Regions from separate parts of the Homo sapiens genome. Here all the other regions are linked to region 3. The links are chromatin contacts, found by Hi-C or POLR2A ChIA-PET in ENCODE. All regions are on one chromosome and are shown on one strand. The core of a region is the stretch at or near the end of the contact, and the rest is flanking DNA. Distances in the headings are between cores, read along the strand shown.

Region 1 (3,976 bases), core at 912-3,411, 710 kb before region 3:
CACATCTCTGAATTCTCACTTGCTCCTTGACCTTTAAAACATTCACAGAAACTGCCATTACCACCACCACCAGCAGCACCATCCATGCCTCAATATATTCCTCAAAACAAAATCATGTTAAAGCCCTAAATACATCCAGTCACAAAACAAACTTTTCTAGCCTTAAACCTTCAAATTGCCCTAACCTCCCTCTCTCTCTCTCAACTAATCCCCAGATAACTCTGTCCCTCTCCTCTAATCCTGGAATTAGGAACCAAAGAAGGATGAGCCCTCTCCACCTATACAAATACTGAATGAGTGCTGCCGTCAGAAATTTCCCAACAGGGATGGGATTGCATCAGCTCTAGTAAGAATATCACTCTCCTGTGAGGAAGAGCAAGTACACTGACAACAGCTGCCTGACCCCTTCCACATTTATTCCAGAGATTCATTCCAGAGATTCAGTTAGGCCCTTCCCCATCGTCTCTTGTGCTACATTACAACTTCTCGTAGCAGGGAAGCTGGTAAACAGACCTGCCTGAGAGTAAGTACTATCTAGCATTGCACCTTGAGAGATCATCCCACCAGATAGCTTGAGCAATTACGCCACTTGGCTACTCAGAATCAGGGATTCCCCAGAGACAAGTCTTGGTTTCAAGCATCAAGGGGCAGACCTGAAATAGATTCTGCTTGCTGAGCTCCAGCAGATACTAACCCACATGGGGGTAAGTTTGAGAGGCACCAACATCCTCACTGCTCACCACACTCAGCTTTAATATGTTTGAGGGCCAAGAATCCAAACAGCAGTTTGATTATCTCTTGAACATGCCCACCTACCTCTTCCAGACCCCATGATGGGGTGTGGCTTGCCTCCAGAGAAAGAGTGCCATCCTCTTCTGAGAAGGAAGTAGAGCTCTTTTCAGGTTCTGTATCTTTAGGCTGGATCCCATGTATGTGTGGCCCATCACTGCCATAGCCAGAGGAGGAGGGCAAAATGCTCACAGTCACACCACTGATGGACAAATCACTCTGAGAAGTAGGCAGTCTGGAATCCTGGGGGGGCACTTGACCCACATGGGAAGGCTCCGTGCGTCTTTGGCCTCCAGGCTGGTCCAGTAGTAATGAAGAAACAGAACATTCTATAATCCAGGAAGCTGTCTGAGGGGCACCTGAAACACTCTTGGTTCCTTCCTCCACACTCCAGCCCTCTGAAAATTGTTCTTGATTTCCTTTATCAGTGGGGTAGTCTGTCCTAGGCAAAGCACAGCTCCGAAACCCACGCTGAATATTTCCTTTCTCCACTGCAGTCTCTCCTTGCAAAGGCAGCAACACAGCCCTGCTGCTGCAGGATGCTGTCCTAGGAAATTCCACCAGTTGGCTCACTGACTTCTCGCAGTTCCTTTCTGCTGGGTTATCAAGCAGGTGAGCAATGACAGTCATCCCCTCTTCCAGGGAATCCCAGACCCCTCCAGCAACTGATGACTCATTCTCTAACAAAAGGTGGGCGGTCTGGACCTCCCCTTGGAATCTCTCCTTTACCTGTACTATCATCCCCCGATCGACTACCCGTGAGTTGGGGGCTGAGTCCCCAGGCAGCAAAATATCTGGGGGGGTATGCTCTACCCCTCCCACTCCGTCTTCCTTTTGGAGACTCTCTGTTAACTTCGTTAGGGTTTCAGTCTCTTCAATGACTCCAGTTCCTTCTGAGGTTTCTTCCTGGTGAGATGCCTCTGGAGTAGGGATTTTCTTCCCTCTCCACCTCCTTTTGAACCGAACCCTTTTCTTAGGAGATATGGGAGCCTTCTCAGGAATAGCTATTGACTCTTTCGGCTCCTTAAAACAGCCCAGTGAATTTCCCATTTCCTTCCTCTCCTAATCTCAGCAAAAACGCAGCTAAGCCAGTCCTGGGATCCCACAGAAATCCCAACCTTGGCCTCATCGGATTCGATGCACATTTAAAAACATGCACTATGCCGGCAATCCCTCCAATTCTTTCTCCCTCCCTCCCCGCCTCTCTCTGTCTCTTCCAGCCGCTGCCGATTCAGACAGCCATCTTACAGGCTCAGAGCTGCAACAAGACAAATTCAAAGCATCTCACTGCAGTTCAGAAATCACTTGACCTAAAAGCAGACAGAAACCGGATTGGCTGCAGCTTCCTCTCTCCAAATATGAGGTAATTGGAGCACTGCCCTCAGTAACACAAACAGAAAGCAAAAAGGAGCTAGAAACCAGGGGAGGGGAAAAACTAGGGAGGGCCAGGAGGAGGAGGGAAAATGTAAGTGTAAATTGAAAATGGAGGGAAAAAGAAGAGAGGCCGTGGCAGAAGGTAACGTGGAGGAAGGAGGAGGAGAATAGTACCAAAAAGGGAAAAAGCAAACCAGCTCGGCTGGTACTAACCAGCAAGGGAAGGGAAGGGCCCGGGCCAAGAAGAACCAAGCCTGGTGAAGCTGCAATTATGGCTCCCAAACTACAAAATGAAATAGATTTTAAGTGTTGCACCAAGATGCCCAAAAGAAAATATCAAGCAGATATACATATTCTGAATTTTTTCAGGTCAGAAAACAATAAAATTATTTTAATGAAATTATAACCTGAAGAAACCAGAGCCTTCTTCTTACAGTTAAGAAAAGGAACACAGACTTTAAAGATCTAGCCTTCTGGAGCATTTATTTCCCTCCTTTTTCCTATAAAAGAAAAGAAAGATCTGTTAATTCTGCCAGCCAATGACACAGACAGGAAAAATCTGGAAGTTGGTTTTGAGTACAGTAAATGAGTGCTTGGTAAAAAGAATACCACTTCTAAATACAACAGATGAACAGGGTCTCTGATGAACAATATTTGACAAAAATGTTCAATAGTAATTATTGATGCTGCCACTGCTAACATCTAATATATTTTTTGCACTTGCTGTGTGCCAAGCACTGTGTAAAGTTATTTACATGGACTTTCTCATTTAATTCTTACAGTCACTATATGAGGTCAAAACTATTATTTTATATTTTATCGGTAAAGAAACTGAGGTTTGGCCAGGCGCAGTGGCTCACGCCTATTATAATCCTAGTACTCTAGAAGGCCAAGGCAGGCGGATTGCCTGAGCTCAGGAGTTTAAGACCAGCCTGGGCAACATGGTGAAACCCCGTCTCTACTAAAATACAAAAAATTAGCTGGGCACAGTGGCATGCGCCCTTAGTCCCAGCTATTCAGGAGGCTGAGGCATGAGAATTGCTTGAACTGGGAGGTGGAGGTTGCAGTGAGCCAAGATCATGTCACTGCACTCCAGCCTGGCCAACAGAACAAGACTCTGTCTCCAAAAAAGAAAAAAGAAACTGAGGTTTAAGAAAGTTGATTAATAGCCCTAGGTTACACAGCTAGTAAGTGACAAAGCCAGAACATGAACTTCTGTTAACTTTAAGACTTTTAATTTCAACCCCAACTACTCTCTTCTAACTACTGCAGTAGTGGAAATCTGTACTCAGTTGCCAGTTGTGTAAAATAAGAAGTTCCCCCACTGTTCTGAATTGGTAATTAGACTGCATGGACCAAGAGCTCAATCAAAGAGATAACACTTGTTGCCATTTGGGAGTAAGAGAAGAAGCTGCCAAAAAGAGGTTCAGGTGGTTTTTACTCCCATTGCAGTAGGGCAGGAAGTCTGAATTTCAGACTGTAAAAGTCGGATTCAAAAATCACCTTGTGATGTCAGTGAAGATTCCTCCACCCCAATTTTTTTTAGTATAGTATCTGCTATATGGGAAAAGACTATAACCCAAAGGGCTGTGAATGGAGAATAAAATTATATATGTGTTTCTTTCCTATTGCAGTTATTTATTCTACAACAAAAGGATCCAGGCCACACAGCAGAAAGCAGTAGCCTGCCTGGTTCCATGCAAGCCATAAAGACTTACACTAGCATAGCCTTAACTATCTTTCCTGGAGACCTGAAAAAAAAAAAAAAAAAAAAAAAAAGGAAAAGACCACAAAAGGAAAGCAACAAGAAGCC
Region 2 (3,961 bases), core at 1,209-3,708, 610 kb after region 3:
AGTAGAATCTGGCTGGAGCTAGACCTGCTGGGAGCAGCCGTGGGGTCTAGCAAGCTTGACCCCCTCAGCTCTGCATGATGCCAACACCAAAGGCAGCAACTGGAATTTTCCATACCTCCACGATGTGCCCCTTTTTTTCTGACCACCCTGTATGTTCACTAGGAACTCACTGATCTTGTGGGCAGGAAGCTAGGGGTCCAAGGAGGTTGAGCTCAACCCATGACCCACTTAACACTTTCTGCCTTTGAGTGGGGAAGAGGGGCAAGGGGAAGATGAATGGTCCCACCTCTTCTTGCAGCTGAAATGCTCCAGCTCAGGTTACATTGCAGGCTGCAGCCAGGCCTGTGAAGCAGGGACCTCCCAGTGTCATGGGGCTGTGGCCCCACCCTGCTACCAGGAGTGCTGTCAAGCCTCAACCTCAGGCAGCTGCCTTCAGCTGGATGGGAAACTTCACTTCAACCAGGCAGCTCCTGGGGCCACCAGAAACCCCCTGCACTGGGCCCTGGCTGTGGCTATGCTACTTCTCCTCCACTCTGCTCTGCTCCTATTCCTGCTCCCCTAGCTGGGCCCAGCAGAATCTGGGAGCAGCAGTCAAGAAGACCCTGTAGGATCTACAAGCCTTCAGGTCCCCCTCCAGCTCTGATTCCTGTAGTTGCATCTTTAGTAAAAGGCCTTTATCAAGCCCACAGCTCTGGGCTTAAGGCTCCTCACTTCTCCCCTTCTAGGGCCTAGGCCTGACCATGGAACCCCCCAAGGGGGCAGGCCCTCAGCCCTAATCTCAGGGAGAGGATAGGGTTTGTCTGGAAAAACAGAAAACCTCCTGCCTGACCCCCACCCAGTGGGAGGACCCCCAAATCCTGCAGGGACAGTTTCTTCATCATAAAAAGCACACAGCCCCATCTACTTTGCCCAGACCCTCCTCGCCAGGCTTTGACACTAGAGCAGGGCTGGAATTGGGGTTCCTCTGCTTCCCTGCAGTGACCCCACCCCTTGATCCTAAGGGTCTGAGTCAATCCCCTTTCCCCTCATCGTCCACATGACTTAGACACTGAATTCAAATAAACTTGAGCTCCATTTGTGCTGTGGATGTTTCCAGGAAAAGAAATGGATTGAGAAGAAGGCAACGACTGTTTCTGGAAGGGGTTTACATATGCAAAGTTGAACTGGTCATTAGGATGGCCACTTCACTTGGGGAAAGAGGAAGGGAAACTGTTCACAAGTCACAACAGTCACCCCCTCCCCAGCACTGAAGGCCCATTCCTTCAGTTTGGGCCAAAGCTTGAGAGAAGGTGTATTTATTAAAATAGTTCAGAAAGTAATTCACTAACTCCATAGATAACTGTGTGCCAGAAACTGCTGGTATGTTGATGAAAAGGCATAGTCCTGTCCAACGGGAGCTTACAGCTTAATTAAACAGCCAATAGGCCAAGTGAGAATGATCCTAGCATTCCTTATCTGAGCTGGGTGAGCAATCACAGCTCACTGCAGCCTTGAACTCCTGGGCTCAAGCAATCCTCCCACCTCAGCCTCCCAAGTAGCTGGGACTACAGGCATGCACCACCATACCCGGCTAAATTTAAAAAAATTTTTTTTTAGAGATGGGGTCTCAAACTCCTGGCCTCAAGCGATCCTCCCTCCTTGGCCTTCCAAAGTGCCGGGATTACAGACATGAGCCACTGTGCCCAGTCCCTGTGCTGGCTCTTTTTGTCCATCTTGGGTAACCTCCTTATCTTAGATGGGGAAATTGAGTCCCAAGGGAAGAAAGGTCTTGGCCAAGGTCACAAAGCCAGGCGGATCAGGGGAAGGACGTTGCCGGACAGGAACAGTGTCATACCCTTTATAAAGTGCGTTCACACCCAGTAGCCTCAAACAGCCCTGTGTGGCAGGAGGGCTGGGTGGGGCTAAGGGAGGAAATAGGGCAGTGTGTAGCGGTATAAATGGCCCAGGAGTTGCAGTCAGACTTTCAGTGGAGTCCCAGTGTTGCCACCTGCTAGCTGCAGGACTTAATGTCAAACTGCTTAACCTATCCAAGGCTCAGTTTCTCCACCTGGAAAATGGACATAATGGTTCTTCATAGTCTGGTTCTCCCTCCATTAAACCAGGAGAAGGTAGTTATTTTAGGGGAAGAGTTTCAGTAGAGGTCCGGGTTGTCTACCCTGGAGTGAGAAGAGCTGAGGATGGAACTAAGGAGAAAATAAAAATGCATTATATTCTTCCCCTAAGATAAAATGTGACCATCTTCCTTCTGGGTGGGAAGCTCTGGCCCCATGACCTAGAGGGCTGGGGATGGGAGTGAGGGCAATCATTAGAAAACCTTTCTGGTATAGGAAGCCCAGTGTACCCCAGGGCCTAAGGGGTTAACACGGATGGAGAGACTCCCCACCCCACGATTGACTCGGGCATGCTGGGACTTGCAGGCTGACTGACCACCATGTGGCGCAGGGGCTGTTGGGAAATGTAGTCACTGTCCCGGAACCTGGGGCAGCGGAGTCCCGTGCGCCCTGTGGTGACAGCTCAGGAGGTAGGTGACAATGTCAGGGAGCTGTGGGTGGGAGCAGAGCAGGAAAGCCAGGGCAGGGCTGGGCAGGAGGGAGTGGGCAAGCTGAGGGCTGGGACACCCCCCAACCCCCGGCCTGCAGCTGATGCAATGGGCCTGCTGGGGCGGGGGTGAAGGGCAAGCAGCAATGGGACACTTCCTGTCTCCAAGGAAAGAGGAATGGGACCCTCCTGAATGACAGTAAGGGGATGTTCCCTGAACCCCACATGGACACACCACTGACACCTCCCAGAGAGGCGCTAGCAGAACAAAAACTGTCCCCAAAAGAGAGGAAGAGCCATGTCCTAGGAGCAAAGGGACTAGGTCCCCTTCTCCAATCCACGTACCCCACTTCCAACAAGGATAGACCACACTCAAGAGCAACTGGATGCCCTCCCAGACAAAGGCAGTATAGCAAACTGTAGATCCCAGCGGGGCAAAGGGACTGGACCCCTATCCCTAAAAACTGAAAGGCCTATTCTAGGGAGGACAAAGAGGAGGAGGAGGAGGATCAGGCCTCCCCGGTACCATCTCCCTCTGCAAAGGCCCCTCCCTCCTGCCCCCAACCCCTCTGAGGCAGCTCCACCACCCCATGCGTAACTTGTTGACCAAAGCGGGGCTCCTATCTCCCCTCCCACAGGGTGTGTGCGCTCAGCAGGGGCCAGCATGGACCAGTCTGTGGCAATCCAGGAGACGCTGGCTGAGGGGGAATACTGCGTCATCATATCCTTCCTGTGCTAACTGCGGCCCTGAGCCTGCCCTGGCCTTGGGAAGAGGAATGGAAGGTGTCGAGGTGTCTATCCCCTCTCCTGCCCCTCTGAACCATCAGGGGAGAAGGAAATCAGTATTTACTAAGTACTTACTGAGTCCTGGACTCTCAGCCAAATGCTTTAAATACGCAGTTATCCTCCTAACTCCCTATGAAGTTGGGGATTATTATCCTCATTTCATAGATAAGGAAGGCTTAGAGAGCCTGTTTGTCTGTTAGTTCAGCACATGGTTTGAGTGCTCACCCAAGGCCACACAGTGAATCTGGGGGGGCAGGGGAACAGAGGGAAGGTGGGACAGCCTGGGTGGGGAGAGGCCTCGCCTCTGGGTTGTCTTCCCTTGACTCTGAGCCGCAGGCGGTGCAAGGTGTGCTGTGTGAGGGGGACAGCCGGCAGAGCCGCCTCCTGGGACTCGTGCGCTACCGCCTGGAGCACGGCGGCCAGGAACACGCGTGAGTGAGGGGCTTGGTCCCCACCTGTCTGGGCCATGGGGTTGTTCATCACTGCACCCTCCAGCTGAACTTCAACTGTCCCTCCAGGGCAGGGTCTGAGTCTCCTAGAATAATTATCACAATGATAGTTAATATTTTTTGAACACTATATTTTAAACCCTGCACACGTACTAACTCATAATCCTCAAGATCTAAGGAGGAAGTTT
Region 3 (4,012 bases), core at 592-3,091:
AGAACTGAGAAGTCTGTGCCAGGTACAGTTCTAGCTGCTTTACTTAATTCTCACTAACAGTTTTAGGATGTAGGTACCATGATCTTCCCATTTTACAGATCAGGAAACTGAGGTCACACATCTAGGGAGTATTGGTTCCCTCGTGGGGGTGGTCAGGGAACAGGCTCTTTGCTGGTTGTTCAAGTGGTGTGGTCTGATTGTCAAGGCACTCTGCAAGCAGTCCTGAATGAGTCTTAGGGGCCTCTGCCCCAATGAGATGAATGAGGCTGACAGCTAAGTTGATTGTCTACTTAGACAAAAGGGGCTGTTTCTACCTTCCTCGCAGGACAATTACTTATTCTCTGCTATAAAATGCCCCTGGTGCCAAGACCTGTGTTGGTAGAGGCAGTAAACCAAGCAGGTTTAGTTAAGGAGCCTGACTACCCAGCCCCGTCACTCACTCTCTAGCTGTGTGACCTTGGATCTTTATTCTCTGAGCCTTGATTTCCTATTCAAAAATAATAATAACCACTTCGATAAACCATTCTGAGGCTTAAGTGAAAACAAACAAATGAAACTTGTAAAGTAGTTGGAACAGTGCCAGACACATAGTAAGCACGTAATAATTTTTGTTGTTACTGGGGTCCCAGAGAGGAATCTACCTGATTGCTGCCCCAGGAGCCTTGTGACTCTGCTCCTGCCCATGGTGACCTAAGTCACATGCCCGCTATAGCCCCTTCCTTCTTTCCAGAACCTGTTCTCAGTGTTTTCACTCCCTAACCATCTCAGGCCTCTCTTCTTACTCTGTTTACCATTCCCGGGATTACAGGTTGTCTTCAGCCCTCGAAAGAGATGCACCCCCTTCCATGCACATATAGCATCCTCTGCAGCCTCAATAGCCGAAAATGGGGAAAATAATCCTCACGGCCCCAGCAGATGTGCAGGTAATAATACCGGGTTTTTTTTTCCACACTTAGTATGTGCGGAGTATCAAGCTACACACTTTACAAACATTAGCTCACATAATCTTGATGGCATCCTTGTGAGTTAGGTCCTGCTTTTAGGCCTGTTTTAGGGCTGAGGAAGCTCAGAGAGGTAAAGTAACTTTTCCAAGGTCACTCAGGTAGTGAGTGACAGAGCTGGGCTTCAAAACCTGGTGGCTGACTACGAAGGCCATCCCCTTAACCCTAATCCTAACCCTGGGGCTAAGCCCCCAGCACAAAAAGCTAAGGCCTACCTTAGGTACTCAGAAAATGTCGTTTCCTTTCCTCTGAACCCCACGCTGCATTGCAGAGGCCCCCACATTTACAGGGTTGGCTGAGCCTGAGTTCGGGAGTTGTTAACTTCTTAGTACTTCTCTCTTTGCCTCATTATGGGGTAAAACTGCATTTGGTTTTTAAAATTCCCTTTTTATTTAGTCGCTGTGAATGTTAAGAACTGCCAGTACTGGAAGCTGAGATCCCATCCATATGCCAGGTTTTAAATAGCAGACTAGAAACAAGTTTACACAGGAAGATCAAGCTCACCCCAAACATGCAGCCACTGCACTGTTCAGACAAGAAGCCCGTGCCCCCGCCCCGCCCCTCCCGCTCGCCCCCCGCCCCGCCCCGCCCGCTCGCCCCAGTCTTCCCACTTCAAACGATTTCGGAAAGTCATCCTTCTTGTGTTAGAAAAACATTGCTGAGTTCCGTCTGCTGCTCTTCATACACGAAGAAGGAAGTGGTGACCCAGGGATGGCAAGGTGTGCGGTGGTGTGTTTCTTTTCTTGGCAGTGGTGGCGGCCTCGCACGATCCAACCGCATTCACCCCGGAAGCCGCTTCCACCTCCCTGGAGTCAGAGGTGCTCTGACGTTGCCCTGCGCACCGAGCAACACGAAGCTGCAAGCGGAAGAATCGTACCGGACTTGACCTTCCTGATCTGCCAAAAAGCGCTCCGTGACCTTGGCCAGTGACTTCCCCTGCACCACTCTGAGACTCAGTTTCCTCCTCTGCAAAATGCACGTAGCAGAAGGAGCCCTGATGGTTAAGTGCCTGGACTCTGGGATCACACTGCCGGTGTCCAAAACTCTCAGCCCCGCAGCTTCCTGGCTAACTCCTGTCTCAGTCTCAGTTCCCCTCCCTGTAAAGCAGAGGCCCTAGTAGTGCCTGCCTTCTAGAGTATGTTGTCGTTGTCGTGAGGGTTAAGAGCCACGGCGCTAAGCATTGAAAACGGGGGCCTGAGATGCGGTGAATAGCAGCAAAACACCAGTTAGGATCACCAGCCTGGGACTGCCTACCTCTCCACGTCCTTATGGGGGTGGCGGAGATTCAAGGCATGAGGGCCGCCAGCCCAGGACTTGGCACTTGCTCCAAAACCTCATGGCTGCACTCAGATCTGAAGTGGATCTCCACAGTCGGGGCGCAACGTGAGACCTGGTCCTCTCCCAGCCCATCCTTTTTACCGGCCTGAACTCACTGGGGCCTGTCCAGGCGGCTGGGAGGGGGCGGGGTTGATCTATGGGCTGGGTAACCTGCCTGGGGGAAGGGAGGGGGCCTCTGACCCGAGGGGTAAATCATGGACTTCCCCCAGGGCCCGTCAGTTCCCCAGGAAAGAAGCCCTGGGTATTTGTTATCTCAATGTTTCCCCTGAGGGGCTGACCACATGATTCATTTCACTCACACTAATTGGATGTAAATTAGATGAGAAATCAGTAATTTGTCCAAAGATTTGTCATTCCCATGGCTTTCCAGGCAGAGCAAAGCACTGGTCCTGCGAAGGCGCCCCCAGCTGTAAGGGAGGCAGAAGCCTGGCCTCTTCAGAGGAGACGATGAGCTGCTTCCTGGTGGCTCCTGTGTTTGCATTTTTTAAAAGAGGAGGGAGCTAAGGTGAAGATAGAAGGGGGCTGGGGAGAAGAGTAATGGAGGGGGGGAAAGGAGGTGAGAGGGAGAGGGGGAGGAGGAGGGGAGTTGGGGACGAGGGAGAGAACAGGAGAGGAGAATCAGAGCTTTCTCTGGCTGCTTTTGGCCGGCTGGAGGGGTGGAGGAACCTTCAGGTAATGTTATTTACCATCAATAGGAAAAAGGATTACTCCAGGCTTCTTTCCTTACAACAATATGCTAATCAACCCCTTGGGCCCACAAGGGTCTGGGAAGCCAGGCAGCTGCCTCTGTCGCATCTCTAGGAGCATGGCCACTGATTTAATGAGGGGGAGGGCAGGGCTCCGCTGGGCTCCTGGGAGTGGGATCAGACAATGACTGGGGGTGGGTGGCCGTCAGGGCAGCGTGGAAGAAGCGGGTCTGACCAGGGCGCCTGCGTGGAGAGGAATGGCAGCAGCCAGGGCTCCCCACCACCCCCAGTGCTGCTGCAGGGTCAGGTGAGAGCAGCTGCTCATGTTCTATTTATTAGAGAGACAGAGTCCCCTGAAGAAGGGTGGAAATGTAAATATTTTAAAAAATGAATCCGAGGCTTGAGTCAAGGGCATAAAGGAAGGGAGGGAAAGTGCTGAGTTTGGCAGGTAGAAAAAGGCGGGGAGGTCAGAAAAGGGTCAGAGGGTTCACTGGCCTGAAGACCCCTTTGAAGTAGTTGTATCCTAACTGTGACCCCAGCTCAGAGCTGGGGAATGCTAAGGTGGGATCCCTGCCCACCCTTCTGGAAGAGAGGCCGTAAGCTTCACTGCTGAAGAAAAGAGGAGGCTGTCTGGACTCCAGAAAGTGGGCCTCACCTGGCCAAGGAAGCTAAAGAGCAGAGGCAGAGGGCAGAGGCCCTGGACTCAGAGCAGAGGCTGGGGTATCATACAAGGTCAAGGTCCCTGCAGCAAGGCAGGGTCAGGGATGGGGTCTGAGGTGTTGAGGCCTTGAGTTAGAAAAGACTCATTATTATGTGCTCATTCATTCATTTCAACATTCCATGTGTATTTATTAAACTGTTACTGTTTGCCAGCCGTGGTGCTAGGTGCAGGATGAGCCAAACAGACTTGATTCCTGAAGCCTTGAAGCAGAAGCAAGTCTAGGAGGGGAAGTAGACACAAATCAAATAATTGTGCACATCCATGTG

What was found. A loop is a pair of places that touch in the nucleus more often than their neighbours do. ChIA-PET counts read pairs that join two places held with the same protein, here RNA polymerase II (POLR2A). Pooled maps may share reads with other maps.
Region 1: a loop to region 3 is called in a pooled map, with 5 times the contacts of the local background. The contact joins two enhancer-like sites. A Hi-C loop is called at or near these places in 1 of 37 single-sample maps with no recorded cell type and 2 of 50 pooled maps. POLR2A ChIA-PET finds 5 or more read pairs at or near these places in 1 of 52 experiments (WTC11).
Region 2: a loop to region 3 is called in a map with no recorded cell type, with 5 times the contacts of the local background. The contact joins the promoter of INPP5B here to the enhancer-like site in region 3. A Hi-C loop is called at or near these places in 2 of 37 single-sample maps with no recorded cell type and 7 of 50 pooled maps. POLR2A ChIA-PET finds 5 or more read pairs at or near these places in 1 of 52 experiments (activated CD4-positive, alpha-beta T cell).

Annotation. Positions count from the first base shown.
Region 1 is chr1:39,266,561-39,270,536 of GRCh38, reverse strand. The region is part of intron 6 of MACF1 (microtubule actin crosslinking factor 1); the gene reads right to left. Among named protein-coding and RNA genes, the nearest start is that of MACF1, 64 kb to the right of the region's middle. Within about 2 kb of position 2,161, at least 18 of the 41 ENCODE cell types and tissues checked have a DNase peak (open chromatin) inside an H3K27ac peak, as active enhancers do.
Region 2 is chr1:37,945,550-37,949,510 of GRCh38, reverse strand. It overlaps INPP5B (inositol polyphosphate-5-phosphatase B), which reads left to right and starts at 2,458. Exons shown (of 24, transcript NM_005540.3): 1 at 2,458-2,521; 2 at 3,177-3,259; 3 at 3,661-3,755. The coding sequence starts at 3,203. It overlaps LOC105378651 (a long non-coding RNA gene), which reads right to left. Exons shown (of 5, transcript XR_001737983.3): 5 at 3,884-3,961. RefSeq lists enhancers at 227-900, 2,290-2,529, 2,107-2,636.
Region 3 is chr1:38,557,405-38,561,416 of GRCh38, reverse strand. No RefSeq gene overlaps it. Among named protein-coding and RNA genes, the nearest start is that of LINC01685, 84 kb to the right of the region's middle. RefSeq lists enhancers at 1,356-1,971, 2,273-2,362. Within about 2 kb of position 1,841, at least 8 of the 41 ENCODE cell types and tissues checked have a DNase peak (open chromatin) inside an H3K27ac peak, as active enhancers do.